2 separate regions of the Homo sapiens genome follow, and region 1 is linked to region 2. A link is a loop called in an ENCODE intact Hi-C map of the cell type or tissue named here. Cell type or tissue: A673. All regions are shown on one strand. Links, peaks and the distances in the headings refer to the core of each region. The heading gives the core; the rest is flanking DNA. Region 1 holds the start of LINC00954 (long intergenic non-protein coding RNA 954). Region 2 overlaps LOC105373454 (a long non-coding RNA gene).

Region 1 (14,824 bases), core at 7,090-9,589, 1.3 Mb before region 2:
AATGCTGACATCCATTGCTCAGGGTCCTGGGCTTCAGAAACCATGGGCAATTTGATCCTCACAGACACCTGCCAACAAGCAAGCTCTTCATGCAGCTCTGTCTCCTGACTCCCCTCCCCTCCTCCAGTTACAAGTGTCTTAGCCTCTCCTTTGGGATCCCTACACCACATGGCTGTAAATGCAGATTCCCAGGACCTGACCCAGCAGATACCCACACAGGTCCAGTTACATCTCCTGGAGCAGGGATGCAGCCTAAGGGTCACGTCATTCATAGGAATGGCCTTTCTTGTTGGGACCTAGGTTCTCATGAGATATCCTAAGGGCCGAGGGCCTGGTTGGGGCACCAGCTTTGATGCTACTTCTGAGCCCAAGGCAACAGCAATGAGCCACGTGGTTGGATGATGACTGTGTACAGCCCACCTACCTTTAGGCCTCTGTTCCTTACCTGCCAACCTAAATCAAGATTTGAAGTTGTATTTTTAATTGACTCATAATAACTGTACATATTTATGGGATACAGTGTGATGTTTACAATGTGTAATGATCCAATCGGGGTAATGCGTATCCATCACCTCAAACCTTTATCATTTCTTTGTGGTAAGAGCATTCAAAATCCTCTTATAAATATACAATATAAATTATAAATATGATAAATATACAATATACTATTGTTAACCATAGTCACCCTACTGTACAATAGAACATTAAAACTTATTCCTCCTAACTGGAATTTTGTACCTTTTAACCTATCTCTCCTACACTTCCCAGCTACCTGGAACCACTATTCTATAGTCTCTACTTCTGAGATCAGCTTTTTCAGATTCCACAAATGAGTGGGGTCACGTGGTATTTGTCTTTCCGTGCCCGGCTTGTTTCACTTAACATAATGACCTCCAGGTTCATCCACGTTGCTGCAAGGGACAGGATTTCATTTTTTAAAAGTGGCTGAATGGTATTCCTGTGTGTGTGTGTGTGTGTGTGTGTGTGTATCTAATCTATTTCACATTTTATCCATTCATCCAACTGAGGGACTGAGAGGGACTTAGGTGGATTCTATATCATTGTGAATAGTGCTGCAATGACCATAGGAGTGCAGAGATCGCTGACATTCTGATTTCCTTTCAACTTAATCAAATCTTGTTTCCCGAAAAGGGTCTATTTCATGGCTGATAAGGCTTAAGTACTAAGGGACTTGGTTCCATGAAAATATCAAGTGTGGCCTCACTTCATAGAACGAAGGAGGTAGTTTCGGCCCCAGGAGACCCAGCATTCTGGCTGGGGTTACCTGTGCTCACCTCCATGTAGTTCCCTTCAGAGAATCTTCCTCGAGGCCCATGTGAAATAGGGACAGGACATGGTATAGTTGTAGGTGGTTTCTTCACCAGCTTCCATGAACCCAGACACCTCGATGTTCACACTGAGGGAAAACCATCTATTATCCTGGAAGAAGGGCAAGAAAGCACCGAAGTCCCAGGGAAGATGAGGCAAGAATCAAATAGGGAGGTTTGGCCCAGTCCCACCTGGCTCAGTGGGACTGAGGTACGGGTCTCTTGTTAGTAGACAGACGGCTGGAGGTGTGCAGGGAAGGGAGCATGATGAAATAGAGCAGGTAGAGATGCACAGAAGAGACTTAGGATTTAGTGATCTGACACTAATCTCACCTCTGTTCTGTTGAAGTGCTCCTGCTAGCTCCCTATACCTTTGAACCCCTAAATCCAGGCATAGCTGGGGCCCCAGTCTCCCCGTCCACCTTGCTGACATCGTAGCCAGGTTAAACCCTGCTATCCCACGAGTCTCCTTCTGATTGCTCTCATCTGCAGTTCTACCCCATGCCTCATCTGAGCGCAAGGTGCCTGCATGCGGCTTCCTCTAAACTCCTACAGCTTTGGGCCTCCTGCCACACTCTGGCAGTTCCCAGCTGTCAGTTACAGCCACCTGGAAATGCTCTTTTTTTTTTTTTTTTTGGTCCACCTTACAAAGGTGATCTATTCATTAGAGGTCAATCCTGGCAAGGCAAAGATGGAACTGTGGTCTCTGTTCTTAGACACAAGAGGACTCTGCAGCTGTGAAGACAGCCTGTGCCAGGCGGAAGCGATCTGCATCCAGGAGGGGATGCTGGATTCCCCAAATGTCCTCAGTGCTGAGGGCAGGGCCAGATTTCTTCCATATGAATCTTGGACACCTGTTTCCTGGGCAATTGAACAAGGGCATCTCAGAAGCTTGCTCACCTGGTTGACCACATGACAGGCCAGTACAGAGGCCCTGAAGGTTTCCCCAGGCGTCTTCAGACAACACGTAGCCACAGCGTGGGGCCACGGGAGGTGCGGCAGCTGGGCATCCAGGGGTCTGCAGTGGAAGGAGTATGGTCACCTGCCAGCCTGGAGGAGCCTGGGGGTCCTCAGAGTCCCTGGCACCAGAATCACTTAAGGCAACGCTGAGGGCTGGTCCCAGGGAAGCAGACCCAGGGCGTCTCATAGCGGGTGGGGACAGGCAGATGGGTGGGAGAACCGATGCTGGGCGGCAGGCTGTGGGGGGCAGCTGCGCGATTCTGTATCCTTGCTGGACCCCAGGCAGGCCAGTCTTTCTGGGTTGGGCGGGCTAGCAGGGAACCTGGGTGGGCTGGGGGTCAGGAGGTTGTTTTGGGGACACCGGGCTGCAAAAACCCATGAGTCCTTCCCCTGTCACCAGTAACTTCCGCGTAGAAGGCTTTGTTGTCTAGAGAGCCTCATCCGGAAGATGCCGGCGGGGCAGCTGCTCTCCACGAAGCCTGTGAAGCCCGGGTCGGTTCGGGTCAGTTAGAGAAGGCGCGGCCCCTCCCTGCTGCCCTGTGGGAACTCCACGTGGGAAACGGGGGGCTTGGCGGGCACTTGCATCCCATCCTTCACTGACCTGGGCGGAGCGAGAGGGTCGCTTGAGCGCCGAGGCCGGGGCCATGGCGACAGGAGCAGAAAGAAGAGCCTAGGCAGGAGAAGCGGGCGGGTTGGGCACGGCGAGGAGGAGCAGGAGGGGGCGGAGAGTGGGACGACCGGGCCACACCTACCCTGCAAGCAAGGGGCCCGCGGCGGGGACTCCACTACTGGGCTGGGGCGGGTCACGCGCTGCCCGGGGCTTTATCCGCGAGGCCTCCCAGGCGCTCCACCAGGTGTGGAAGCCAGGTCAGGTGCGCTCCGCCCGGGTGAGCTGCACTTCACTGCGGTACCCCAGCCTCAAAATTCCCCGTACAGTTCTGGGAGCCCTTCACGGCTATGCCCTAGGTGGACTTCACACTTCTGGGACAAATTAAGAGTGTCCTAGGATTCTTGGATTCAGCTGTTAAAAAGAAAAAATAAAATCTTCGGTTTTTCTTAAAATGTGTTTTAAGCATAAAAAATACATAATACAAATGCACAGTTTAAGGAAGTGATTCTACAGCAATCACATCATGTTCTTGATCACCCACAGCGAAGTATTGCTGGCACCCCTAAACCTCCCCTGCCTCCTCCTCAGTGGTCCCGATTTATTCAACTAGCCTTATCTGTTCTCCCGGTTTTAACATCACTTTCACGGCTGCGGAACTTCTGTGCAGAATTGTTCCCATTCTCTTGAAGGCTTAGGTTGTTTGCACTATTTAGATGTTATAAATAATGCTGAGACAAATATTTGTTCACAAGGATGATTTCCTTAGGATAAATTCTCAGTACAGATGAGGAATTTTCAGCCAATAGCCATCTTTATTTTCAAGGTTCTTGGAATATGTTGCCACAGTTTCCCCCCAAAGAGTTTTGCCAATTAACCATCCATCGGCAAGTCAAATCAATAAGTGCCTACCCTGAGCCAGTCCCAGGGAATAAATGGCAGATCCATGTTTAAGTCTCAGTTCCATCACATCCTTGCCAGCATTTGGTTTTAGTTTTCTGAGATTAAACAAATTTTTTAGTTTGCATCTCTCTGACGTTAGAAAGGCAAAACTCCCACGTGTGTCTGCTTGCTAATTAGAGCATCTTCTAATTGTATGTGTGAACTGTCCATTTACTTCTTGGGATGTTGATGTTGACCTGAGGCACTTGGATGTATTCTTTATGTGGTAGAGATAGTTGCCCTTTGCCATTTTTGTATGTTTTCAGAGCTGAGTGAGACCTGGAATTCACGTGGTCCAAACTCCTTACCATGGGTTGAACCGTGAGCCTCCCTCCGCTCCCCTCCACCCCAATTCTGCCACAAAGATATGTTCATTACCTAACCTTTAGAACCTGTGAATGTGACCTTATTTGGAAACATAGCCTTTGCAGAAGTAATTGGGAGTCTGAGAAGAAGAGTTCATCCTGGATCATCTGGGTGGATCCTAAATCCAATGTAAGTGTTCTTTTAAGAGAAAGGCAGAAGGAGACTTGGGATAGAAGAGTGGACAGCAGTGATGTGAAGACAGAAGCAGAGACTGGAGTTCTGCTGCCGCAAGCCAAGGAACACCTGCATTCACCAGAAGCTGGAAGAGGCCAGGAAAGATTCCTCGAGGCTTTGGAGGCCCTTTCCACAAGTTGGTGTCAGATTTCTGGCCTCCGGAACTGGGAGAGAATAAATTTCTGTCGTTTGAAGTCACCAAGTTTGTGATGCTTTGTTGCAGAGGGCCTAGAACAGGGATACAGCCTCCATTTTGCAGGTGGGAAGGACATGAGGGCCCAGGCTTATTCAGGGTCATTACTAAGTCCAGAGTTGAGATCCTAACCCAGGGTTCTTTGTCTCCTAGGCCATGAGACCAGGTGGAACATTTTCCCCCAGATGCCTCTCTGGTGTGCAACTGAGACTTCCACGGGGAACTCTGTAGCTGTAGGAATGGAGTGGGTGAAGTGAGCTCACACACTGATGAGCTCAGACCGTGAGTGCAAGGACCTAGGCTCTAGTTCTGGCTCTGCCACTTATTAACCTTGTGCTCTCAAATGAGTTATGTGTGGGCCTCCTAACAGTCTGAATAGCATCCTGTTGCTGCAGCTCCATGGTCTTTGCTTAGTGCCCTTGAGTTGTTGAGATGTGCAGACTTGTTTTACTCCATGGATGCTTTACAAGTGTTGCCTCTTTAGGGGTAGTGGCTACATGAGCAGAAATGGCACCATACTTTCATTTCTATTTGGTGGCTACTTCTCTTGATGCTTTAACTGTTACTCATACCCCTAAATCAGCTAGAGGGATTTGGGACACACCGCCCTATAACATGAAGCCTGTAGAAACTGAGTACTTGGACAGGACAAGAAAAGACAGGGATTTCTTTTCTTTTTTGAGACACAGTCTCACTCTGTTGCCAAGGCTGGAGTGCAGTGGCGCAATCTTGGCTCACTGCAGCCTCAGCCTCCCAGGTTCCAGTGATTCTCCTGCCTCAGCCTCCTGAGTAGCTGGGATTACAGGTGGGCACCACCATGCCCGGCTGATTTTTGTATTTATAGTAGAGTCGGGGTTTCACTGTGTTGGCCAGGGTGGTCTTGAACTCCTAATCTCAGGTGATCCACCCACCTCTGCCTCTCAAAGTGCTGGAATTACAGGTGTGAGCCACTGTGCCCGGCCAAGACATGGATTTCTAAGTGCTGTATAGCTGGGTATGGTCTCATTTAAGGATTCTGCAAAAAGATCTAGTGCTAGCTTGTCCACTGATAGACACTAGCATATGCAACTACTGAACACTTGAAGTGTCACCAGTGTTACTGAGGAACTGAATTTCTCATTTGAATTCATTTAAAATAAAAAATACTGGCTGGGCACAGTGGCTCACGCCTACAATCTCAGCATTTTGGAAGGCCCAGGTGGGAGGATCACTTGAGCCCAGGAGTTCAAGACCAACCTGGACAACATCGTGAGACCTCATGTCTACAAAAAAATAGAAAAAAAAAAAAAAAAAGCTGGGGATGGTGGTGCATGCCTGTGGTCCCAGCTACTCAGGAAGCTGAGGTGGGAGGATTGCTTGAGCCTGGGAAGTCAAGGCTGCAGTGAGCTATGATCTCACCACTGCACTCCAGCCTGGGTGACAGAGCAAGACCCTATCTCCAAAAACAACAACAACAACAACAAACCCAAAGCCAACAATTCAGTTACTAAAAAATTTTAAAGTACGGCAGTGGAGTGGGTGAAATGAACTCACACTTCATGTGAACACTTTGTTTGGAACAACAAATTCACATTTAAAGTATGTGAATCTGCCACTGCAAAGTTTATGAAATCTAAATACAGATCAAGTATTTTCAATGAAAATTTAGCACCCAAACTGAGATGGGCTGTTAAGTGTTAAATATATACCAGATTTTTAAGAGTTAGTATAAATAAAAGAATGTAAAGTACCTCTAACATTTTCATATTGTGTCAAGATGATAATATTTTAGATATACTGGGTCAAATAAAATAATGTTAAACAATTTCACCTGCTTCTACCACTTACTCGCTCTGTGGTTTTGGGCAATTCCCCTAAACTCTCCAGGCCTCTGTTTCTGCTTATCTAAAGTCACTGAGTGGAAAGGCCCTGCAGGCTCATCTCAGGCTGTGGCTGAGGGAGGATGAGGACACTTAGTGGGAGGGGTAGTTCTGCAGCCATACTGTAAGGCTGGGTCTTGGGAGGGGTCACAGCCCCTAGTACAACAGGAATGCCCACCCCCACCGCTAGCATGAGGGTACATCTTCCCAGGGCTTGAAAGTAAGATTTACTTGACACACTCTGCCTAAGAATTGGCTCTGAGCTTGGTTTGTTGGTTCTGTCGAAGGTAGTAACAACCGCATCCTTCTAGCTTCTTGAGCCCTTCCTTCCTCTCCACTGAGCTTCTGAGCTGGGTGGGCCTAGGACCCTCCCTGTCCTCTGTCCCTGGGCTCCAGGGCCCTGCCTTGGACCTGCCTGAGTAAGGGAACAAGTAGAGGGGCCTGCCCTGCTCTTCTCTGGGCTTTCCCAGTCTTCTCTAGGCGGCTGGAGGGGTGGGGATGAGGGCAACAGGGGACAGCAGCTTCTAGGATGGATACTTGGGGTTCCAGGCTGGATAATTGTGCTGGTGGTGGGGGGATCGGTGTGAACTTGACCCTGAGGCAGTCAGCAAGGGGCCCTGGGCAGCTTGCACGTGTATGTTTTGGTGTGGGGGTGTGATCAGGTCTGTGTGAGAGGAAGGGCAGAGGCTTTGCAGAACAGCAGAGGCAGATGTCTCTGATTTTGATCACTTAGTTCCACATACCTGGGGCTGCCTGAGATACGGTGCAGCTGTTTTCTGTCGTGCTGATATGCAGACAAAGCTAAAGAAGAGCCCGCGACCACTGAGCACCTGTTACGGGAAAGGTACCACGTGGGGAGCTTTAAGCACCTGCCATCATCGAATCTCCGTGGTAACCCAAGAGAGGAAAGGCCCCATAGAGAATTTCCCGAGGCTGCAGAGCTGGGCGGGGCAGAGATCGGATTTGAACCCAGCTGTCTGATATCAAGGCTTGGGGTCTTGAAGACAAATGGCTTACCCAGGGTGGGGTGGCTCACGCCTGTAATCCCAGCACTTTGGGAGGCCCCAGGCGGGCGGATCACTTGAGGCCAGGAGTTTGTGACCAGTCTGGCCAACATGATGAAACCCCATCTCTACTAAAAATACAAAAATTAGCTTGGTGTGGTGGTAGGTACTTGTAATCCCAGCTACTCGGGAGGCTGAGGCAGGAGAATCGCTGGAATCTGGGAGGCAGAGGCTGCAGTGAGCCGAGATCGCGCCATTGCACTCCAGTGTGGGCGACAGAGTGAGACTCCATCTCAAAAAACAAAACAAAACAAAACCACACACACACAAAACACAAACAAACAAAAAACAAGTTGCTCACCCTTAGCTGCACGTGTCCTCAGAAGCGGTTCACTATAACCCCAGTGGCCCTGGCTTCAGGGATGGGAATCGGGGAGGGGCCAGTCCTGGAGCAGAGCCTGGCCTGGAGCCCAGGTGGCGCTGAGTTCGCTCTGCTCCTGACGCCAGTCCCTGGACCCTGCGGTGTGTGTTCCCAGGGCGGGCAGGAAGGCTCTTAGAGGGTGAGCCAGGCTGTCCACAGGCGGCCTGAGGGGTCTGAATGGGAGGGCCAAGCGGCCTAACTCATGCGCGGTTTGCTCTTTAAACAGCTGCGCAGGTAGTCAGATGGCCTGTGAAGGTGGAGAAGGCCTTGCTGTCCCTCCTGGGACCGGGAGTCTCAACTTGCAGTCCAGAGGACATGGGACTCAAATCGGACTCGGCCACCGCCTCCTGGCCTGAGGCTGGCGGATCAGACGCTGCTGCCACCCGCCTTTGGGCTCGAGCAGGTCATTTTCCACATGGCCACTGGGTGTCGCCCTCGCTCCACGAGTGGGCCGCCCTCGCCTCTGTCCCCGGCTCCTTGAGCGCCTACTGTGTGCTGGCCTGTCCCGCGCGGGGAGGTGGCCCCTTGGCCAGGCTCTGTTCTGAAGGCAGATGGGCCTGACTCAGCCAGAGATGGTGCTGTTGCTCCCTGTAAACGCAAGCTGTTTGCAGACAACAGCAGGATGTATCCCGACTGTGTAAGAGCATGCTTTTCTGTGGATGGTATGGTTTGGCTCTGTGTCCCCACCCAAATCTCGTGTTGAATTGTAATCCCTATGTGTCAGGGGACGGACCTGGTGGGAAGTGATTGGATCAGGGGGGCGGTTCCCCCCTGCTGTTTGTTCTCGTGATAGTGAGTTCTCACGAGATCTGATGGTTTAAAAGTGTTTGGCAGTTCCCCCCTCTCTCCCTCTCACCTGCGACCATGTGAGGTGTGCCTGCTTCCCTTTCGCCTTCCACCATGATTGTAAGTTTCCTGAGGCCTCCCAGCCATGCGGCAACTGTGAGTCAATTAAATCTATTTTACTTACAAATTACCCAGTCTCGGGCAGTTCTTTATAGCTGTGTGAAAACAGACTTAATACAGTAGAGGTCTTGGCTGTGTAGTCTTGGAGGCTCACCTGTTTAAGGAGTCTCCAGACCTCTTGGTGTCCGTTATTACTTTTGTGCCCTAGCTCACTCCCTGGGGCTTGGGAGTGCTGGTAACAAGGCCCCGTGCCTTATCGAGCAGGGATGGAAGAGCCTCTGATGTCTAGTCACGTGAGCGTTGCTGACAGCCGTGGAAAAGCCACTGCCCAGGGGGCTTGCACCTCGCAGATGCAGGAGGTCCTCACTGGACCATCTGAATGTGCTGGGAGGCAGGTGGAAGAGACCATCAGCCACCATCCCCGGGCCATCCGTGCCACAGGTGAGTCACCTGAGGTCACACAGGACAATGGCTTGCTCAGGGTTACTCGGCTGGTTGGGGCTGAGGTCTCCTCTGCCTCAGTTTCACCCCAGAAAAGGTGCTGATCACAGGCTAAGTCATGATACCCCCAAATTCGCATGTTGATGTTCTAAACCCCAGTACCTCAGAATGTGATGAAATAAGGAAATAAAGAATTTCAAATAAGGAAATACAGTGGTTGAAGATGTAGTTAGTTAAGGCAAAGTCATAGTGAAGTCAGGTGGGCCCCTAATCCAACGTGACAGGTGTCCTTGGAAAGCGGGGAGACTGGACACGGCAGGAGGCAAGAGGCCGTGCACGTCTGCTGTTTAAGCTGCTCCGTCTGTGTGGCATTGTTGCGGCAGCCCCAGCAAGCAAATCCAGTGCCCACGCCTGGGGGGCTGCTCCCGCCCCTGGACTCTGCCCTCCTGAGCCTCCCACTGTGACCCCCAGCTTTCCTTTGTCTCCTTACTTGGCCCTCTGGCTGAACAACTCCTCTTTCTCTCCCCACTGCTTCCAAGACTCGTATTGTGCTCTGTGTTCCAAAATGACCCAGCCTGCATCACTTCCCAAACAGATCTATTTTTTCAGAAAGTTGAATTCTAGCAGAAGGCAGCAGGAAAACAGCCTGATCAAGCTGATTCACACTAAGGGGTGAGTGACTAACACCTGGGTAGTGTGATTCCAGGGAACAGCCTCACTTAGCTCTTCTAGGACACTTACATGTTCAAAGAGGAGTTTGTTAATTCCTAAAGAGGCCCTTTTGCCAAATGGAGATTATTTTGTAATGTGAATGTTTGTCCCCATTACAAGTCACTCAGTTAACAAGTTAGCATGTTTTCTTTCTGTGTCTCTGCTGCTGACTCAGGGGCCCAGGACTGGCTCTGGCTTCTGCACAGGCAGGTGTCCTCTTTGGAGGCCACCCCCACCATCCCCACTGACAGTGGTAGCCTGAGCCCACTTTCCCACTTCCCTCCTCAGTAGGAAGGACCAAGATGGGAGCCCTGCCCAGCACTCCCTGCCTCTTCTCCCCATGCCCCCATGGCTCCACTCTGGTTTTGTAAGAGTGGGCTTGCTCATTCGCTGTGATAGGGCTGCTTTTAGCCTCCCTGACCAGACAGGTTGCCCCTGGGGCTGAATATGTGGCCTCCTGGCAGTGGGGCTCTGTGGAAGTGCTGAGGCCCAGGAAATGTGGCACGGGGCACTACACGTCTGGCTTTAATGAGCTATGGCCTTCAGCTGTGGAAGGCTGGTGGTGTGGGGAACTGAAGAGTTCTGGGAGGAGGTTGGGGGCGAGGGGCTGCCTTCCAGGCAGGGTGCAGGAGCCTTGGAGAAGGTGCTAGAAGCTGGGGTTCCTGTGCCAAGGGCTGGGAAGGCAGGCAGAGTCCTGGTTGGTGGAGTCATGGATAGGGGCTGGGGTGGGTGTGGGGCTGGATGGTTTGTCCTGCTCCCATGCCAGCCTCCCTCTGAGTTTGTGGGCCCCTCCTGAAGTCTTGGTGTGCCTGGACCTGGGTTAAGCCACACTGCAGGGAGGTACATGTGTACAAAGTGATCTTTCTTCCAGAAGAACACAGTCTACGAAGGCATTTCTGCAAACTTGTGAGATGCCTGTGCACACCTTGTGGTGGCCCTGAACTGATGGCTGAGGTGTGCTATAGAAATTAGAGAAGGGAGGAAGAAGTTCATTGCCGGTTGAGCAGTTCAGGGAAAGCTTCCTGGAGGAGGCGGAGTTTGAGCAGGGCCAGTGGGGATGGAGGGTTTGTCCTGGAGGAAGGAGAAGGAGGGCAGTCAATGCAGGGAAATAACACACCTGACATGTACTCATGTTAGGGGCCACGTCCGCACCTCTCAACTCCCTTGCTCATCTCCAGGGCTTGCATCTGACTGAACTTCCCACTCTTCCCTCTCTACTCCAAGCCTCTCTGGCCCCCCACCTTTGCCCATGCCCCCATTCTCTCCAGCTTGTATGTGTATCTCACCCCCGCATCTTGTTAGCTCTGTATGCTGAAATCCTGCTAGCGTGTCCGGACACTTCTTGTTGGTTTCACCTTCCTCCATTTCTCTCAACCTTCCTCTCTGCACCAGAATCCGATCCATCTTCGCCTCACTTGGCAATTATAATCATTCAACCTCCCCCAAACCCTTGTTCATAGCCCAGCACACATCTGCAGGGCCCACAGTTTGCTGGGCATTGGGGGTGCACATTTTCTGCCTGCAGAAGTCCCAGGACTGGCAAGGTTCATACTGAGATGCCAGCCTGGGGACTCTGCCAAGGCCTTGGCAAACTTGTCTCAGCATCTCCCAGGCATTTGCCCCTTCCTGCCAGGAACAGGGCAGAGGCGGAGGTGACTGTTTCCCAAGAGCAATGGGCAAATCCATCTTGCTTGGGTTTATTCTCGTCATTTCCTGAAGTATTAGGTCACCCAGGTTGTTAGTGAGGACCTTATTTGGAGAGCCTGGCTTCCTGGTATGAAGTGGAGAACCTAGGAGGGGCAGGCCCTCTGGTCTTAGTGGCTACGCCATCAGAAACACAATCGTGTTTCTCTTTCACCGCAAGCACTGGGAATTGAAGTATGTACGGAAATACAATTCATAAATTGAGGGACTTTATTTTCACTGTTCCCAGGGTTTAATTTCCAGAAACAAAATGTCAGTGTTATGGCTGAAGTTCTCTTAGTTTTAGGAAACACATCATAACCCAGAATTGTTTATGCATAGTTCATGTATTATATGACAAGAACGGTTTTGAGAGTCATCAAGGGTCAGAGGACTGCGGTTACACGGCAACAAGGCGATCTGAGTGTGGTGAGTGTGGTGAGTGTGGGGATCCAAACCTCGATCTTACGTCTCCCCTCCCAGGAAAATCCCAGGGAGTGGTTGTTCTTCTAGAAGCCTGCAGCTGCGGGTAACCGGTTACCAGGGAGTGCGTGGACCTGTTGCTCACAGAGAGCCTGTGTGTGTGTGTGCATGTGAGCATGTACTTATGCGTGTGAGCATGTGTGCCTATGTGTATGTGCGTGTGCATGCACACTTGTGGTTAGTGTGAGAAAGAACACTGGCCGAGGCAGGAGAAATGGGCTACAGTCCTGCCCACCCACTTGTTACCATTGTGGCCGCTCCCCTGCGTCTGCAGTGTGGGTGCACGGATCCCTTCCTTAGAGGTCACCCAGCATTTCATGACATCTGTGTATTAACAGCAGAAGTGAAGGGGCTCTCGGGCAGCCTTGGGGATTCTGGAAATGCCCACTGGAGGAGCTGAGGCTTGCTGGACACTGGGCGTGTGGTCCTTGGATCTTTCCCAGTGGCGCCATGGGCCACGGATTCCGGCGGGGCTCAGGATCCAGTGGCTCTCCTACCTCCTTTTCCTTCACGTGGGTTGTTGGGCCCCTCCTGCATGCAGCGCAGCCAGGTGGTGAAGGTGAGAGCCGCTGCTGTCGCTGCTCCTGGCCTGTGGGAGAAAAGTCCCTCCAAGGTCACCTTTGTAGCTTGTTCATGAGCAGAGCATCAATTGGATCTAATATTTTTACAAGATGCCCCCCAAATAAAGATCAGCATTTGGCTCAGTTCATTTCAGCAGAGGGCTCAGCTTTGTCTGCTGCCCTGTGTATGGAGGGATAGACAGGAAGCGCCACTTCTAGAGATAGCTCTGGCTGCTGCCTCTCAGGAATCCTGGCCTGGGCGGCCTGACGGGGCTACCAGCTTCCCTCCTGAGGATCTGTTGGTGGCTCACACCAGGTAGGTTTAGGGGTGAGGGCTGGGCGCACCTGGCCAGGGCCTCTCCGCAAGTGCAGAGCCCTTGGTCCATCTCGTGCCTCCACTGGGATCCCCGTGTCTCCGCTTCTGCCCTGTTTCAAACTCCAAACAAGATTTTCAGATGGCAGAAACTGAAGCTTGGAGGAGAACAACTTAGATCAAGTTGACTTAGTGTTTGCTCTCAGCCAACGAAGCCCTGAGGCTGCCTTCCTCAGGGAGCTTTGCCCACATTTCTGAAGAGTGTGCAGGGCACGTTTCTGGAGGACAGAGCCTGCATTTCCAGACAATGGCTTTCAGAGGATGCTCTCAGGTCTCCCGTGTGCCCTGCCTGTGGTTAAGTGTCTTTCTGCTACATAAACAGCTCAGAGACTCAACTCTCCCGAGACCGAGACCGGAGAGGAGCTCTTACAGTGGTAAGAATCCACCTTGCCTCTGGCAAAGTTGCTCTGGATGAGGTTGATTGAGCTGCATGCCTCCATTCCTTCCAGAACAATGTCCCTCCTCACCTACATCCATGCCCAGCCTTTGGAGCCAGGGGCCCCACAGGTGCTGGTTGCTGGGATAGATAAGGAAAGCCTCAAGCCCCTTCTGAGACCCTCCCTACTAGCCACACATCGGAAGGAACAGAACTTTGAGCTCCCTCATCTGTAGCCGAACCTAGTGTGAGAAGGAGGGTCAGAGGAGGCGAAACTTTGAAATCGCAGGGCCACTCCTCTGCCAGCCCCATCGGCCTCACTCTTGGAGACTCGGGGATGAGTCACTGCTCTGACAAGCGGGTCTTGAGGACAGTCCTTGCATGCACAGCTGATGGGGAAGGTTCCCTGCTCAGGCACCGCTTCCTTCCTTGAGCAGAGCAAAGGGCCATCCTCACAGAGAGGCTTGCTTCACCTGTCGCGTGTGGCCCTGGGACTCTGGAAGCTGCTAGTGTTGTGGTGGTGGCTGCTGTCCCGGTGCGGCAGAGGACACAGGAGGCACGCTCCTCCCGCCAGTGGGGAATTGCAGTGTGTTACGTGGCACGAGAGACTCCAGCGCTGTTCTGAAGATGCCAATCCATGCTTGGGTTGTTTGGATTTGCTGTTAATTTGGGGACTCTGGCTACCCCGTCAAAGGCATGGAGTGTGCAGTTTTTAATAATTGTGATCCAACCATGCCATGATATGGGCTTTCTGGTTTCCTGGACACTGGGCAGCAGTAGTTTGAAGTTGGGAGATATTTACTCTGCAAAGCATTTTTCCAAATGTTCTTTAAGCTGATGCTCCCAGACTTTCATCAGGAGCCGGGCAGTATCGCCTCCCCTCCCCGACTTGTTCTTCTGGGGTCTGATGGAAGGAGATGGGGTCTGGAGGCCTGCAGGGGCAGGGAGCCTTGTTTTACTGCATGGGAATGTTGCTGAGTCTATCTTCCTGATGTTGTTCTTACATTATTTCCTCTGGTTGGAGTGAACAGGGAAGTGGGGGCACATCTGTGTTCTATGAAAGCTGACCTGGAGCTCCCCACGCAGCGGGGTCCACCTTAACTTCCCTTTTGCGGTTGGAGTCGATAAAATGGGTTATTGAGTTGTCCTTGTGATGGGGCCTGTATTGTCGGATCCTGTCCAGGGGCCAAGAGGTGAACTCAGACAGGATGCGTGCTTTACTCTGTTTGATTGATTATGTAAACGGGTGCTATGCAAATTGAGAAGATGTCAATATCAGGGGCTGCAGGTTTTTAGGCAAAATTGTTTGGGGAGTAAAGTGAGCCTGAAGAACCAATATTTTGAAAAGTTATTGCGAGGGGAAGAGACAGATGAAGAAAAGAATTGTTTTCTCATTTTCCTTTAACAGTAATTTGAAAAAAAAAAAATTACCCTTTG
Region 2 (14,824 bases), core at 6,192-8,691:
TAAAATGAATATGCCCAATGTGATGTCTTCTTGGCAGTGACTTTCCCTGCAGGAGGCAAGGTGGCATGATGAATGAGCCAAGGATGTCAGGATGGTGCATCTTTAAGAGATGCATCGCTGGGTAAATCCTATGTGAAATTGTCTAGAAGTAAAAGTTGTGAGTTTAAATCCCAATTCTAATCTTTCTTTTTTTGTTCCATTTCCTCCCCACAACTTCTATGTTACTTTGTATATTGTACCATATGGTAGAAAGTTGGAGGAATTTAAAAAGAGTCTGTAAAGTGCTCAAAATTGGAAATTACTTAAGTTTTCAAAATGCATAAAATTAATGAGAATTGCATAATAATCAATAGTGCTGAATTCATTTTAAGCTTTGTTTTCACTACTGCCCCATGGCAACGGTCTCTTTGTTAGCACGCACAAATCTGTCACCAGCCCATTCTGTTGTTTACCAAAAGGAGTTGGCAGGGGGTCATTTTTGTCACTACTCAGTGTTCTTATAATTAAATTTTTTTCTATATCTTATATCAATGTCACCCAAGGGTGCATTAAGTAGTGGAAATAGTGCTTTTGCTGAAAAACATTTCTGAGAATAAAAACATTAGGAAACAGGATTAGATGTGATAAAATACTATGATGAGGACCAAATATCTGCCAGGATAACTCGAGCAGTTGATTTAGGAAAACACTACAGATAACCTCATTGAACATGAAAAGCTCTATTAAACAGACATCTCTAAATTTTCAGAAAATCCTTATTGGCATATCCTATATTTATTGTTATAAAAGTAAGTTCAAAAGCAAAAACAAAAAAGTTACACTTTCTAATGGTACTTACAGATTTACAAGTCTCAAAAGTGAAATCTATCCTTCTTTACATTTGTGCCTGTAAGAAAATTAGCTTTGAATTATTCAAATGTGTAATTATGTGAAGTTTCCAGCAATGAATCATTTGTGTAGAAAGGGACTGTCTTGCACTGACCTCCACAGAAGCTCTCGTAGGCCATAGTTCTCTGTGGATGGCCCGTCTTCCTACCTAAAGACATCCTGAGAGCAGCATCCAACTCCCCCAGCCTGTGCCCTCCCAGCGCAGGGGCCAGGGAGGTTTCCCACAATCCTCTCTCCCCTAGGGCAGTTGTTGGGGGTCTGTGGGGCCAGGATTGCTCCCATACCTCCCAGAAACCTCACCCTGGGCCTAGGGGACAGGCCTAAGATTGCAGGGCTTCTGATGAGACTAATACAATGGGCTGGCTAAACCCTGAATAGTTAAAGTCTAGGAACTCGGTAAGGCGGTGAAAGCTCGGTGCAAATGACGGCTGCCTTCCAAGTCTTGATAATTTCAATACGTTTCTCAAACTTTGCAGAGAAGTCCGGCCTCTAGCCAGACTCTCACGATAACCCAAGGCAGCATCACCCTTGGATGTGCCTTTGCCTGGAGTCTCAGTCCCCAGAGCATGTGAAGCAGGTTGAAGGGTGGCAGACAGCATGGCCTAAATGCCACTAGGAGCAGGGGGCTTCAGCATCCCCGTCACAGCCTGTTTAACAAGTTCTCACTTTGGGCCTCAATTTCCTTACATGCAAAATGAAGCTTGCATTAGATTATTTCTGAAATTCCACCTTTTTTTTAATGGGCGTATGAAAATAAAAAGAAATTGACTATCCACCATCTCCCCCCAAAAAATTTGAACATAAATTTTACAACACACCAAACCCACAATAACCTTTCCTTCCCTTAGTGCTGATCCCTGCTACCTTGAGTTTAACAATGCTCAGAGACCTTTCCTGTGCTTTCTGTTTTATGATTTGAATATGACAGAGTCCAGAGGAAAGGAAGAAAATGTCTCCCTCTTCTCAGGACTATCCTTCTGTCTCCACCTCTCCAGCTGTGAAATGAGAATAACAATCACTACCATAAGGAAATACTTATCTCCAAGGGATATGGGGAAAGTTCATGAGATAATGGCGCCTGTAGCTGCCAGAGGAGGAGGAAGGGGAGCAGGAGTCCCTGACACCACCCCAAGGGGTGGTAGCTCTTTAAGGGTCACAGGGAATCGCTCCAGGGGCCCAGGTGGGAGCAAGATGGGAGTGTCAGGAGCGTAGATTTGCAGCTTGGTCTTATTATTACTATTGTTATTATTATTATTTTTTAACTTGCTGGGTTTTGGTTCCTTGCCTTTCCTTCTCCTGCTGGAAGATTCCGGAGTTAGAGACCCCAGGAACTCCTGTCTTGACATTCCCTTTTTCAGTACTTCTATTCCTGTCTTTGGGAACACTGTCAATATCCTGGCAAACCATTTGACATTTTTCCCCAGCAAAGCTGTTTCTGAGTCTGCATTCAAAGAGCAGACTTTCTTAAAATTAGAATTTGGTCCTGCTGCCCTTCAGCAATTTGAGGTATCCAATCCAGGGTTGAGACAGGCCAGTTTTATTTTTAGGTGTGGATAGTGCCTTGCTGTTCCCCACAGAGAATCTGAATCTTTTTGGCCTGTGGCCACACACTTATCCTCAAGGCCTCACCATGGCTGGGCTGTGTCAGCTCACACCTGAATCATTGCCTTAGCTGCTACCCAGTACCCTCCAATCTCTCGGTGCTTCATCCATCCCTCTGGGTGCCCTTCCGGCCCCAATACTTTTATCAGCAGCCTTCAGCACCTCCCTAGTCAAAGAATCAACTCACAGCTACCTATGCCACATCTGTCTGGGATTTTCAAATACAACACTTTGCTTTTTCATCCTGATGAGCTTTTGAGGGCGGTAGGCAGTCTTATTATTGTTTCAATCTTAAAAATTAGAAAAATGGGGTATAGAGAGTAGTTTGCCCCAACTCAGTGTTACAGATGGAAAGCCAGAGAGGAACCCTAGGACGACTGGATGGAAATATAGGGCTCTGTGTATGCTTGATGGGCTTTCTTCCTTTCTTGGTGATTTTCGGCCTTCACTGAGCATTAGAATCACATATAGAGGACTGAAAAATAATAATTGTTCCAACTCATTCCCCCAAATCCTGTCTGATTCAGCAGGTCTGGGGACTGGTATAGGCATTTTCAAAATGGTGAGACTGTGGTTCTTCCTAAATTGAAAACCACTATCCTCTCAAGTAAAGACCTAATCGTCTTTTCTAGCCTTACCTCCCATGTTATCCTTATCCAGATACCAACCTTGGGTCAGGCCAGGCTGGTAAATTCATTGTGTCCTGGATTTCTCTTGCTCTATCTGGCCTGTGCTCCTTTGTTTCTATGAGATCCTCTGCCTAGAATGTTCTTCCCAGTCCTCTATCCCTACCCAAGAATTCTCCTGCCAGGGTTCAATTCAATCCTGCCTTTTCCAGGAAGGCTGCCATGAATCTCCACGGCCATGGGGATTCGCCCTTCATGGAATCCTTAGTTTACTCATAGCCAGGAGGAATTATTTTGGCATTTATCATTTATTGCCTTATGTTGCTACAGATCTGTTTCATGGGTTACTCTTATCTCTGCAGAGGGACTGCAAGAGTCACAGAGAGTGTGAGAGAAGGCAGAAAGAATGAATAGAGGATTCAGAGTCAAGAGTCTTGGGTCTGACCCCTGACCCAGCCAACTATTGGTGACATGACCCCGAGCTGATCATGGTTTCCTTACTGTTATTTTTGCTATCATTTGTTCACTTTGTCTTAGAGTTTTAGTGGTCTTCATTCCAAAAAGAAAATAATGTAGGAAACCAACAATTTCAAGATTCTGTATCAAAAAGCACCTAGCAGCATTCCTGTAATCTCAGAAGCTCTCAGTATCTTGCAGGTCTCAATCTGAGACCTAAATCCAAGCCTTCTGTCCAATTCTGTTCTAATTATACCATACTAATGTGAAGACTTGGATTTTCTGAAAAAAACGCAACTTAAAAAATGTGATTTTTCGTCACATCCTAAATGCAAGGAAATCCCAGGTCTTCACCTGTAAATATGTGTCGAACTAAAGAATGAGCAAATGAAGCACAACTGGAGTTCTACAGGAAACACGCGAAGAGGAAAAAGAGAAGGAATGATCACACCTGACAAGGAAGGTCTGAAACGTCTTTGAAGATGTGACATTTAGCTGTTGAGGTTTTAGGACATAAATAATTTCTCTCTTCCTCTGAGGATTCAGAGTCAATTCAGTATGGGCACTAGGGCCAGAAGGAAGAAACTCAAACTATCAGTTGGTAACTCTGGATTGGAGAACAGGCCTCTTTCCCCTGCCTTTGCAGTATAAACCCTTATGAGGGCAGGGCCAGTCCCAGGCAGACGTTCTCACCCTTCCCACTACAGAGGGCATTACTCCTTCATGCCAGTCCTGCCCCCGTGGAGGGACTTGCCCTGAGCACGGGGCTTCATGACTGCCTCTAGACGGCAACCACAGGGAGAAAGTAAGTGGGAGCCAGGCAAGAAGCCCTTGATCTGCAGGCAGGAGGAGCCCTGAAGACGGAGGGATGGTGGAGCTGAGCTGGGTATGCTCAGGTTCTGATCCCAGTTACTCCTCTTCTCCTAGGAAGAGCGAGTCAAAGATGGAGTCAGGGGCTGGGAATGTTCCTCCATCTTTTCTCCTCCTAAAGAGAGTGGTGAAACTCTCGACTTTGCCTCTCCTCTCTGTGGAAATAGGAGGTACGGGTAAGCATTTCTCCCTAAAAATGGTCATGATGATAGCAGGCAGACATTTAAGGACAAAAAAGAATCAGAGGAAACTGTATGTATAAATTGTACATATGCATGCTTGATGTGTGAAAATGTGGAATATGTACATGGAAGGGGGTGCACCCTGGTGCATGAGGCCTGTGGTGCACAGAAGAAACTAGAAGAGAAGAAGGAAAAAATGATATTGCCAGATTTTGAGAGCCTCAAATTCCAGGCTTAGGAGTTTGACTTTGATCATCAGGCAGTGAAAATCTATGCCTTTTATTGGAAACATAACTCTAAAGCCTCTGCCTGCACCAGCATAGCAAGCAGAAAAACTGGCCTTAGCCACCCCCTCCACTTGACCTACTTGTGAGCAATCCTAGGTGGAGTCTCCTGGACTCCAGAATAAGATCATGCTGCACATTCACCTAAAATATATTGCAGGAATTCTGCAGCCAAATATCCTTGACATGAATACAGAAACAACAGAAATACAACAAGCAGATGACTGAGAATTGGACCCACTGGTGGGGATTTGGAGGTGGCAGAGTGCAGCCTGTGGAGTGTTTGGCCCTGAGGGTCACATCATTCTGAGGACAGGGCAGAGCTGCAGGTGAGCACTTAGTGAGGGTCAGAGGTAGCATGCAAACATGAGCTTTGGACTCATTAACTCAAGTAAGAAACAGCACTGGGGGAAATAAAGGCTGACCCATCAACAGAGGAATTATATTCAACTCTGGCGAGAACCACGCCAACAGTCCAAGCAATTTAAGAGATGTACTTAACTAGTGTGAGGAGGAGTCCTCTAATTTCTGTCTCCAAATTGGATAGCATGGACTCTTTACATTTATTCAGCACACTGCAGTGTGTGAAGCCCTTTCACATAACATTACTCATGAGTTGTCACAAACAGCTCTGTGAAGCAAGGAGAGCTAGGGGAGTACAATCCCCATTTTAGGAAACTGAAGCCATGAGTTCCATGAGGAGGTCTCAACTCAGGCCAGCTCTCCCTCTGGCTCCACTGTAACCTTGTGGTTTTATTGATGGGGGCTTTCCTTGAGGAAGAGGATGCAGGAGTTGATCTGGCTCATCAGTCTGTCCCCCTGTGGAGGTAGAGGCCTGCGCTAGAGAATATTGTTATGGTCCTTCATCCTGTAAGGTACCATCCACACGTACTATTTCCAAAGTGACTGAATTTGCTTAATCCAAAGTGGTTAAGTAGAATGACAAACAGAGATGGGGTGTTAAAATTAGGGTTAACTGACAAGATTAAGAACGTCCTATACTGCTAGATTTATTTTCCTCCTTTCCTGGTCTTTTAAATGGGCCTAAAATATATAAAAGTGGATACAGAGATACAAATTGGTAGCTCTAGGGCCAGAAGATGTTTAAACTAGTGTTTTAAAAAGCAATAGTTTGAACATCAAATTCAAGTCATGTACCTTCCAGTTTGACAAGGTTTGTACCATTCCCTATTGTCTTATATCAGACCCACTTTTATTCCTTCAGTCAGTCAACAACAACTATTTACTCTACGCCTGTTCTGAGCCGGGCGTTCCCCCATAACTACATTTTCATTACCTGCCTGGGCCCACAGACACTTGAATAACTGGTCTCCACCCTAGACCACAATCGAGGGGAGCTCATGTTTGACGAATGCTCCTTTATTCCTCTGAGCGTAACCTCCGTACCTGAAGTTTACATCACCTCGAAGCTAGGGTGTTGTAACTAATGTTCACCCTGGGTCTTCAGAGATTGGTTTTTCCAAAGACTCTGCTGCTTTTCCTTTTAAAATCCCAGAGCCAGAGGCAAATGGTAGGCATTCCTCTCCCCAGAGCCCAAATAGGTGGCTGAAACCTGGAAACTTTCAGGGACTTGCCAAAGGCCCCAAAGGTAGCAGGGAGGCCTCCCGGAACGACTGGTCCTCTTGATTCCAAGCCCAGAGGTAGATCTCCTGTCCTTGAGGGGCTTTGGTTTCAGACCCTGCCTGAGAGAACAAAAGAGACTTCAGTTGTCACATCGACACAGCCCCGAGCTGCTCTATTTTCTAACTTGGCTGGCTTTCCCCGTGTGCTGTTTCACATCAGATACCTCCTCCCCCCACTTTCCTTCAGATGATTGGTTGAAATTAAATATCCTGAAATTACATTGAAGGGGGGGGGCGCTAATACAAAATTTTAATCAAAATACAAGCTTAACAGTTCCCAGCCTTTGAAATGTGAAGCAGACACTGGGTCCGCAGGGATGCCCCGACATGTTCTCAGGTGTGAAGTTAGCCAAGGAAGGGGCCCATTCTCTGAACATGAGAATTGCAAGTAAACCAGCACATTGCAAACTCAGGATTTCCAAATGAGGCAGGGCCTTCTCTCCCTTTCCACAGCGTGCATGGGCAGGCTGGCCCAGAGGGAAGTTCTCACTGAAGACACTGGAGGAGAAAGGGTCCCTCGTGAAAGGGTCTGGGGGTTCTCCCTGCCCCACCTGGCTTTGATCCATAGGTATGCCATCCAGGGCCTGAAAGCTCAGGAAGGAAAGGACTGGATAAAGGAGCTTGCAGGGGAGGCAAAACCCCTGATATAGCAAGAGCCACTCTGATGGAATGAGGCAGACATCGGGCGCCCTCTGGTGGCACATGCCCCACCAGACAACACGGAGGCTTTCTCCCTGGATTAACTCTATAAATAGAAGGATGATTTATTAAACAGATTTGAGGCTCATTTGAAGCACTGGGCCATGATTGCTTCGGGGCTCAAATAAGGAGGTGCTTAGGACCCTGCCTCTTATGCAAACACCTGGACTCACTTAGCAAGTCACTAGCATGATCTACATTACAAGTGCATCGGACACTGTTGGCTCAGCCGTTCCCAGCCAGGAGATGCCAAATTCCTCATATATAAAAGGAGCTTTAGTAACTCAAGCAAAATAAGCACACTTTTCCCCCCACTGCCTTCCCAGAGACCTAGGCGGCAGAGTTTCTGTGAGGATACACAATACCTTGTTACAAACCATGTAATGTTTTAAAAAGTATCTATCTGACAGCCTTGGCTAAAGCCAGATCTTCTATCTCGATTACTTCAATATGTCACATCCATATCGCACCACAGCGTCCAAGCTTTCGGAGCCAAAGCCTCTCTGTCTTGTCCAACCTTCCCATCTGGAAGCAATGAGCTTAATATTCTGGCTCTCCCCCCGTAAAAGCTATGTCACAAAAAAAGTAGCAGCCTGTGAACTGCTTTAGCCCCCCAAGACACACCAGAGCTCCTCATTCTCTGCAGGCTCTGTTCAGTCACATTTTAAGGCCCTCCCCTGCTCCTCCCCTCCCTTGCTGCCCCTGTCTTCCAAACAGCCTGAGATGCTCAGCGCAGTACCAGGAGGACAGGAGTGAACTGACAATCATTTATACTTTAATCCTCCTTTACGACATTTTGAGGGATGCAGCTTAAAATATCATGGAGGCTGACAGACTCCCTCTGGAAAAATGTGTCTGCTAGAGAAGAAGCATTGCCTTACAAGGACCCTACTGTTTCTGGTGACCCATCAGAGACCCAGCTTTGAAGCCTGTCTTGTACCACGTCTCCCACTCACCTTACCTTCTCCAACACTGCCGGAAAGTTTCAGTTCATGGTGACAATGACCTTCCCTATTGCATGTGCCTTAGTCATTCATTGATTCACTTACTCATCCAATTTGGATTGACTACATGGCATGTCCCTTTCCATGTTCTCTGTTTCACTGCAATGTCAAATGAGTCCCTGGCTCCCAGGAGCCTGAGTCTGTGAGGGAGACCAACCCCACTCCAGAACCATCAGATGAGTGTTCCTCAAAGCATGTTTCATGGGTCACTGCTGCGTGGGAACCTTTTGGGTGCCTGTGAAGCGTGCCTACGTCGTGGCCCTTGCCCAGGCCTCCCAAAAGAGGATCACTGGACGCCAGGCTTAAGAATGTGCATGTTTAATAAAATTCTCCAATAAGTAATTTCTACACACATTAAAATCAAGAAACCCACCGAGTTAGGTCAGATGAAGCAGCAAATGATGTTGCGCAAAATGCGAAAAGAGACCGTGGGTACGGAAGACAGAACTTGGGCTTTGCCTGGAAATGATATAATGCCGCTGCTCGGTCCCAAGTCCCTAGGTTTTGGAAGATTGGTGTGAGTGGAAGTCACCCTCCAGCGGAGCACCTAGGACTTTGGCTCCTTGACTGTTCTCCTTCGCCTGGAAGCTTCTGGGGGCAGAGGCCAGCTTTCCTGTGTTGAGTTCTTGGGAAGGGCCTCTGTGTCCTGGAAGGGACTTGAAAGAGCAGCTCATCTAAGCTCTTCAGTTTGTAGGAAACACATCTAGCTGACCAAGGGAAAGTAGGCTGTTCGAGGTCACACAGTCACTCAAAACAAATTTATTTAGGCTAATTCTTTGGTTTGGAGACATCAATACTTGGGAAGAAGCCAAGCTCATGTTTCTTAAGGCCTGTATTCTCCAATGTCCTAACGCATTACCCATTCACTGAAAAAGAATACACTAAAGAGTTTTAAAAAGTGCTCATCCGAGAGGCATTTCACAGGCGGGGTTCAAGTGGCCCGGCTTCCACAGGCGATATGCACAAAACCTGCTTCCTGAAATGCCATTTGGTTGCACTGGAGTTAACCTCTTTTTGGTAAATTAGTTCATGACCTGGGAACAGTTAAATGAAACTGTAGGCACATCAAGAGGAGGTTATTTGTGTTCTGTCTTTTTTTAGCCCAAGTCTCTGATGTGTTTATTTGGAAGCTTGGCTCACGCTTACTATCCCACTACTTACGGTTAATCCTGTGTTTTCTTTGAGCTACCTTTAAAACCACGTCAAATGAAAAATACTGCCTGATTTTGAAGTGCGTGGTATTATAAAAAGAATCCCAAGGTTTATGATCTCAAATTTATTGTCAAATGTATTTACTTATCATTTTCCTTTTCTTTTCTTTTTTTTTTTCCTGACAGAATTCAGCCTAGAAGTTTTTCGTATGAGTCATGATGGAGCAGGGATGGGAGATGTTATATAGTGCTTCCTGGGGAACTCTGTGCTACCAAAGAGCTGCCCATAGAGAGTGTTCCTCAGTTACAGCCTCTTGAAAAGCAAGTTAGTTTCAAAGGGCAGGGACCACATCTGATTCACCCCTTTGCCATTAGTATCTAACACTGTGTTAGGCACTCAGGGGCATTCAGTATGTGTTGGCTGGATTAGTGGCCACTGAAATGAACATGAAGCCGGCGCTTCCTTTTTTGTTTTTATTGAAATGAGCTTTTAAAGAGCTGAAATAGGTTTGTTATTTTTTATATGTCCATGATACAAAAAGACTAACTTTTAGAAAATAAAATGTTCTTTTAAAAACAGTTTTATATTCAGTTAAATATTCTGAAAATGACTAAAATTGTATAAATATACACAGGTATCTGATGTTTGCTTTGTACTAGTTATAAAGCAAGATTCAAAAAAAGAAGGTGGCTTTTTATAACAATTTTTTAAAACTTAAATCTTTTCAGACATGGAATCAACCCAGGTGCCCATCAATGGTGGATTCAATTAAGTCAATGTGGTCCATATACACCATGGAGTACTACACAGCCATAAAAAAGAATGAAATCATTTCCTTTGCAGCAACATGGACACAGCTGGAAGCCATTATTCTAAGCAAACTAACGCAGAAACAGAAAAACCAAATACCACATATGCTCACTTATAAATGTAAGCTAAACATTGGGCACACATGGACATAAAGATAAGAACAATAGACACTGGAGAATACAAAAGTGGGGAGCAGGGTGGGGAGGGTGGAAACAAACTGTTGGGTACTGTGCTCAGTACTGAGTGACAGGATCAATTATACTCCAAACCTCAGCATTACACAACAAATCTTTGTAATAAACCTGCACATGTACCCCTGATTCTAAAATCAAAGTTGAAAAAGAAAAAGAAAACACCCCAAATCCTTTTCATCAGAACTGTTCTTTTTTACCTGTTTTAGGAATCAGGATTGGTTAATTTTGGACTTTGGAGTATTCTCAGTAGGACCTGGAGGAGCTACCATGTCCTCCACCAAGGCACTAGGAAAGTCAGCTTCTTGATGTTTAAGGATGAATCAGGTGGCAGAAATCATAGTGGCACCCCCAGCTGTCCCTCCTTCCTCAGCTCTGTGGCTTCTGTCATCTACAAAGGACTGTGGGTAGGATGTGAGGCAAGGATGAAAGATGGAAGAAGAGACAGAGGGGAAGAGAGAAGGGAATCCACCCACTTTCACTCTCTTTTCCCAGCCACCCTGGATACCAACACACATACGCTCAACATGGCATGTGAAGAGACACAAAACACTTTTGCTTTTGCAAGTTATACGATGGCTTTCACTATGTTCTCAACTAGAGTCATTCAAGGCTCATATTTTGAAGCTGCCAACACACCCTGTGATGGAGGAGAAAGAACATTGATAAATCTTAGTGGTTCCTTCAATGTCTGGCTGTCTTGTCCCATACCCCAAGACCTTGGGCTTAATTGCTCTATTTCGTTCTATACTTGTTTCCTGGGGTCTATCTCACCTCCCAATCAGACTACACACAAGCTCCAGAACCAAAATATGTGTTTCTCCCTTTCTCTGCCTAGCTCAGTGATGGGCACATTATAGATGCTTGCTAAATATTCAATAAATCCAAGAGATGCTCCATAGCCCAGACACACCCATCACCTTCTGTAAGAATTCTCTCCAGATTTCTCCAGGCAGGAGACAACCCGGATACCTCTGGGAGATTTAAACAGACTTTAGGAACCTGCAGAGCCATGTTTCCAGTTGACCTCTGAGCTAACTATAAATTTTGAGATAATGGTTAAAACCCACAAAGCTTCCTAGAAATGCCGCTAGACTACATTAGGCAGATTAAGAATCGCAAGATAAATATTTTGCACATTTCCTTCTATTTATCAAGACTCTGCCTTCTGGGGCTGTGGTATTTCAGATGACTCGACTCCTGCAGGGTTAAATCGACTCCATTTGGGTTCACTCTAAACAAGCTCACATTCCAGCCTTGCAGTCACATTCCTGACTCGCACACGCAGGGCCCTCAGCAGGCCTTAATGCACCTTTCACATCCGAACCGTCCATCAGACATTAATGTGACGGAGCCATCACCAGACAAGTTCATTTTGCCATTAATATCCTGGAATAAGAACGTCGAATATACACATCCTGAGATTTAATCTGTAAACAGAGCCCTGAGCGTCTGGGAGAAGGAGGTGTGTTTATACTTCGTTACTGCTACTTCCACCAAGTTAGGTGGGGCTATCTCTGGCACTAAGCAGAGATGTTTTCTCAATGGTTGGAGGGTAAAGTCTGAGACGACGTTTTGACCTGCAATGTCTGCACCCTGATGGCTGATCCTGGGAATGGAGTACCAGGGCTCTCCCAGTTGACAACAAACCTCATTCTGAGAGGCCCCAAATGCCAGGGACAGTGCAGTTGTGTTCGGCTAGTGTTTATCTCTGGCCACCTCTGCAGGAGACTCATGGGGATGACTCCCCTTCTTCCAGGAAATGACAAGGGTACAGAGACAAAGGCATCCTCTGTAGTCCCAAGATTCTAAACTCTGCTGTCAGCAGCCATCACTTCAGGGTGTAGGATCCAAAAGCAAATTTGAAAAGAGTTTAGTGATCATTTCTAAAGTATCAAAGTATGTGAGAGACTGACAGCTTGAGTTCCTCAGAACAAATAATTGCCAGCTTCATCTTTTCCTGCCTATGCCAAAAATTAGCCTGTCCCATTTACTGTAAGAGCAAAAGCTTCTGTTTCTTCTACCCAGTTCAGTGGGACTACAGTTACTGATTTAGGATTAGGAGACATTAGAAGAAAGGAAAACTTATTTTCTCAGAAGAAGAAGAAAGAAAAGAAGGAAGCAAAAAAAAAAACTGTTTGAAATAAGGGTAAAGCATTGCCTTAGAAACTGATTTTGAACAGATTTCCTTTCCTTAAGAGGAGAAGACTCAAACTGGCAGCTACAGAGCACACCCAGCTCGGAAGTATTTTGCTTGGCCCCATCAGGGTTGGCCTGGGGAGTCCCTTTGAAACAGAGGCATGCGTTTGGCTCTGAGAAACTTATTATTTCTACAGATTTGCCCTCTAACACCCAGAGGGAGACACAGTGAAGCCTGGGAAGGATGTTAACTCTTGGTGGCACTGTGGTGGCACTGTCTAGACAGAAGCAGGCCTGGGAAGGATCCAGTGCAGACAGTCACCTCTAATTGAGGGCAGGGGGTTATTTATCACTGCTCCCTCTGCTCCTGCTCCCACGCATGCCCTGATTGCCCCACTGCCAGCAACTCCCAACAGGTATCACACACATGCACACACCACACCCGCATGCACACACTTTCTCACTATTTGATATGGCAACAAGGAGTTGCAGCTGAGTGTGAGCAGTCTCCTTTTGTATAATATATGCTTTCAGTGTGCCATACTCACACACATTGACCTGCCTGGCCCTGTGGGCACTGGACTTTGTAAGCACCCTGACATCTGCTTTGTTTTATAGGGTCTAGAACTGTCTGTTCTTTCTTTACCTCTGGGAAGACTGGGACTTATGGTGCAGCCACCAGATAGGAGATCTGGTGCTGAGCCCCAGGCTGGGGCAGCAGGAAAACCACACCCAGTTACTTCCAGTCTGTTCTCTCTCACCAAGGTTCCCTGTCCCTCCAAGAACTAATGCACAGAAACTCTCTCACTGGTGGACACTCCATGGTTAATATTCTTCTCTTTTCTTCTGTGATCAAAAGAAATTCTGTTTCCTCATAGATGCTGGAAGTTCCCTATGGAGAAAAAAAATATTATTATTTCTCATCTTTTTGCACTCATGGGCTAAGAGCTTCTCAAACCCCAAGGGCTCTGCTCACAATCACCAAACGAAGGAAAAAGCAGCTGGAAATGCAGCCCGGAGATGTGTTCCCAGGAGTTGAGACTCTGGCTCCCGTAGATTGCACCTCACACACGCACACCCTGTCTGTCTGTGTGCATTTAGAGCACGTTCTCAAGATCGAGTCTGATTCTCACAACGACCCCAAGTAACCACAATGACAAGTGTGATGAGTTTCCCACAGTTCACAGAACAAGATGGGAAGAATGGTCCAGAATCATCCCACAGGTTAGTGGTGGGGCTGGGACAAAGAATCCTTTTGTCTGGTTTCCTCCATTATTCTTTGCCTTCTGCAATACAATATTTTACATATTAAGAATCCCAAATAAATCAAGTAATGCTATTTAACTTCAAGCTAAGGCTAAGGTAAAATAATTTCCTAATTAATTCTTTAGAAAATTGTACTAATAGCGTAAATGATTAGAGAGGATGAGAATGACCAGTGGTGGTGGTGGTGGTGGTGGTGGTGGTGGAGGAGTAGGAAAAGGTGGGGCAGGAAAAGCAGGTGATTTAGACACTGGAATCTTATCACTTGGAACTTTTTGGATTGCAATTGCATAGCTACGTTCACAGAAATTGGAGTAATAGCAATACTATGGGGACACAGGTTTTGGTACCTAGCAAGAACCAGATCCTGGGATTTGATCTAGCTCGTCGCATTTAATTTTTATAGCCTCACATCTGTGTGTGAAGGAGGCATTTATTATTATTCCCATATAACAAATAATTGTCATTTAGTTGTGGAATCCATTTTAACAGGCCAGAATGTATCAAGAGCCCTCTGAATATCTGAAATAGAACAACAATCAGACACAGAAAGACAAATACCACATGACCTCACTTATATGTGAAATCTAAAAAAAAAAAAAATCAAATTCACAGACGTAGAGAGTAGAAAGGTGGTTAGCAGAATCTGGGGAGGGGTGGGTTGGGAAAACAGAGATATTGGTCAGAGGGTACAAGTTTCAGTTAGACAGGAAGAATAAGTTTACAGATCTATTGTACAGCATGGTGACTATAGTTAACAAAATGCATTATTGGTCAACTGATGGTCACAGTCAATTAATAGTGCATCATGTGTATATATCAGGAGAAAAATAGATGCAGGGCACATAGTTAATATAATCTAATATCATAAACATATTTGTGTATATATATGTGTGTATTTATATACACATATGTGTGTATATGTATTTATATAACCCACATACATATTCAAACATGTGTCTATAAAATACCAAAACAACACTAGTAAAATAATGATTGGGTGTTTAATAATTTT

Evidence for each region. Hi-C counts contacts between places; a loop is a spot of excess contacts. Peaks named below come from ENCODE experiments on the same cell type or tissue, not always from the same donor. Only the 100,000 strongest peaks of a DNase experiment are listed, where the experiment ranks them.
Region 1: a loop joins it to region 2, with 8 times the contacts of the local background. A loop is called at or near these places in 89 of 110 quality-filtered maps.

The regions. Positions count from the first base shown.
Region 1 is chr2:19,857,018-19,871,841 of GRCh38, reverse strand. It overlaps LINC00954 (long intergenic non-protein coding RNA 954), which reads right to left and starts at 2,988. Exons shown (of 10, transcript NR_033875.1): 1 at 2,890-2,988; 2 at 2,229-2,346; 3 at 1,296-1,440. RefSeq lists enhancers at 3,227-3,276, 7,831-8,331, 9,125-9,625. In A673, for the core only: a CTCF peak has its summit at 8,281 (motif pointing right); a DNase peak (open chromatin) is centred at 8,291.
Region 2 is chr2:18,513,129-18,527,952 of GRCh38, reverse strand. It overlaps LOC105373454 (a long non-coding RNA gene), which reads right to left. Exons shown (of 8, transcript XR_001739302.1): 7 at 13,355-13,438; 8 at 1-6,611. Among named protein-coding and RNA genes, the nearest start is that of RDH14, 40 kb to the left of the region's middle. In A673, for the core only: a CTCF peak has its summit at 7,251 (motif pointing left); a DNase peak (open chromatin) is centred at 7,232.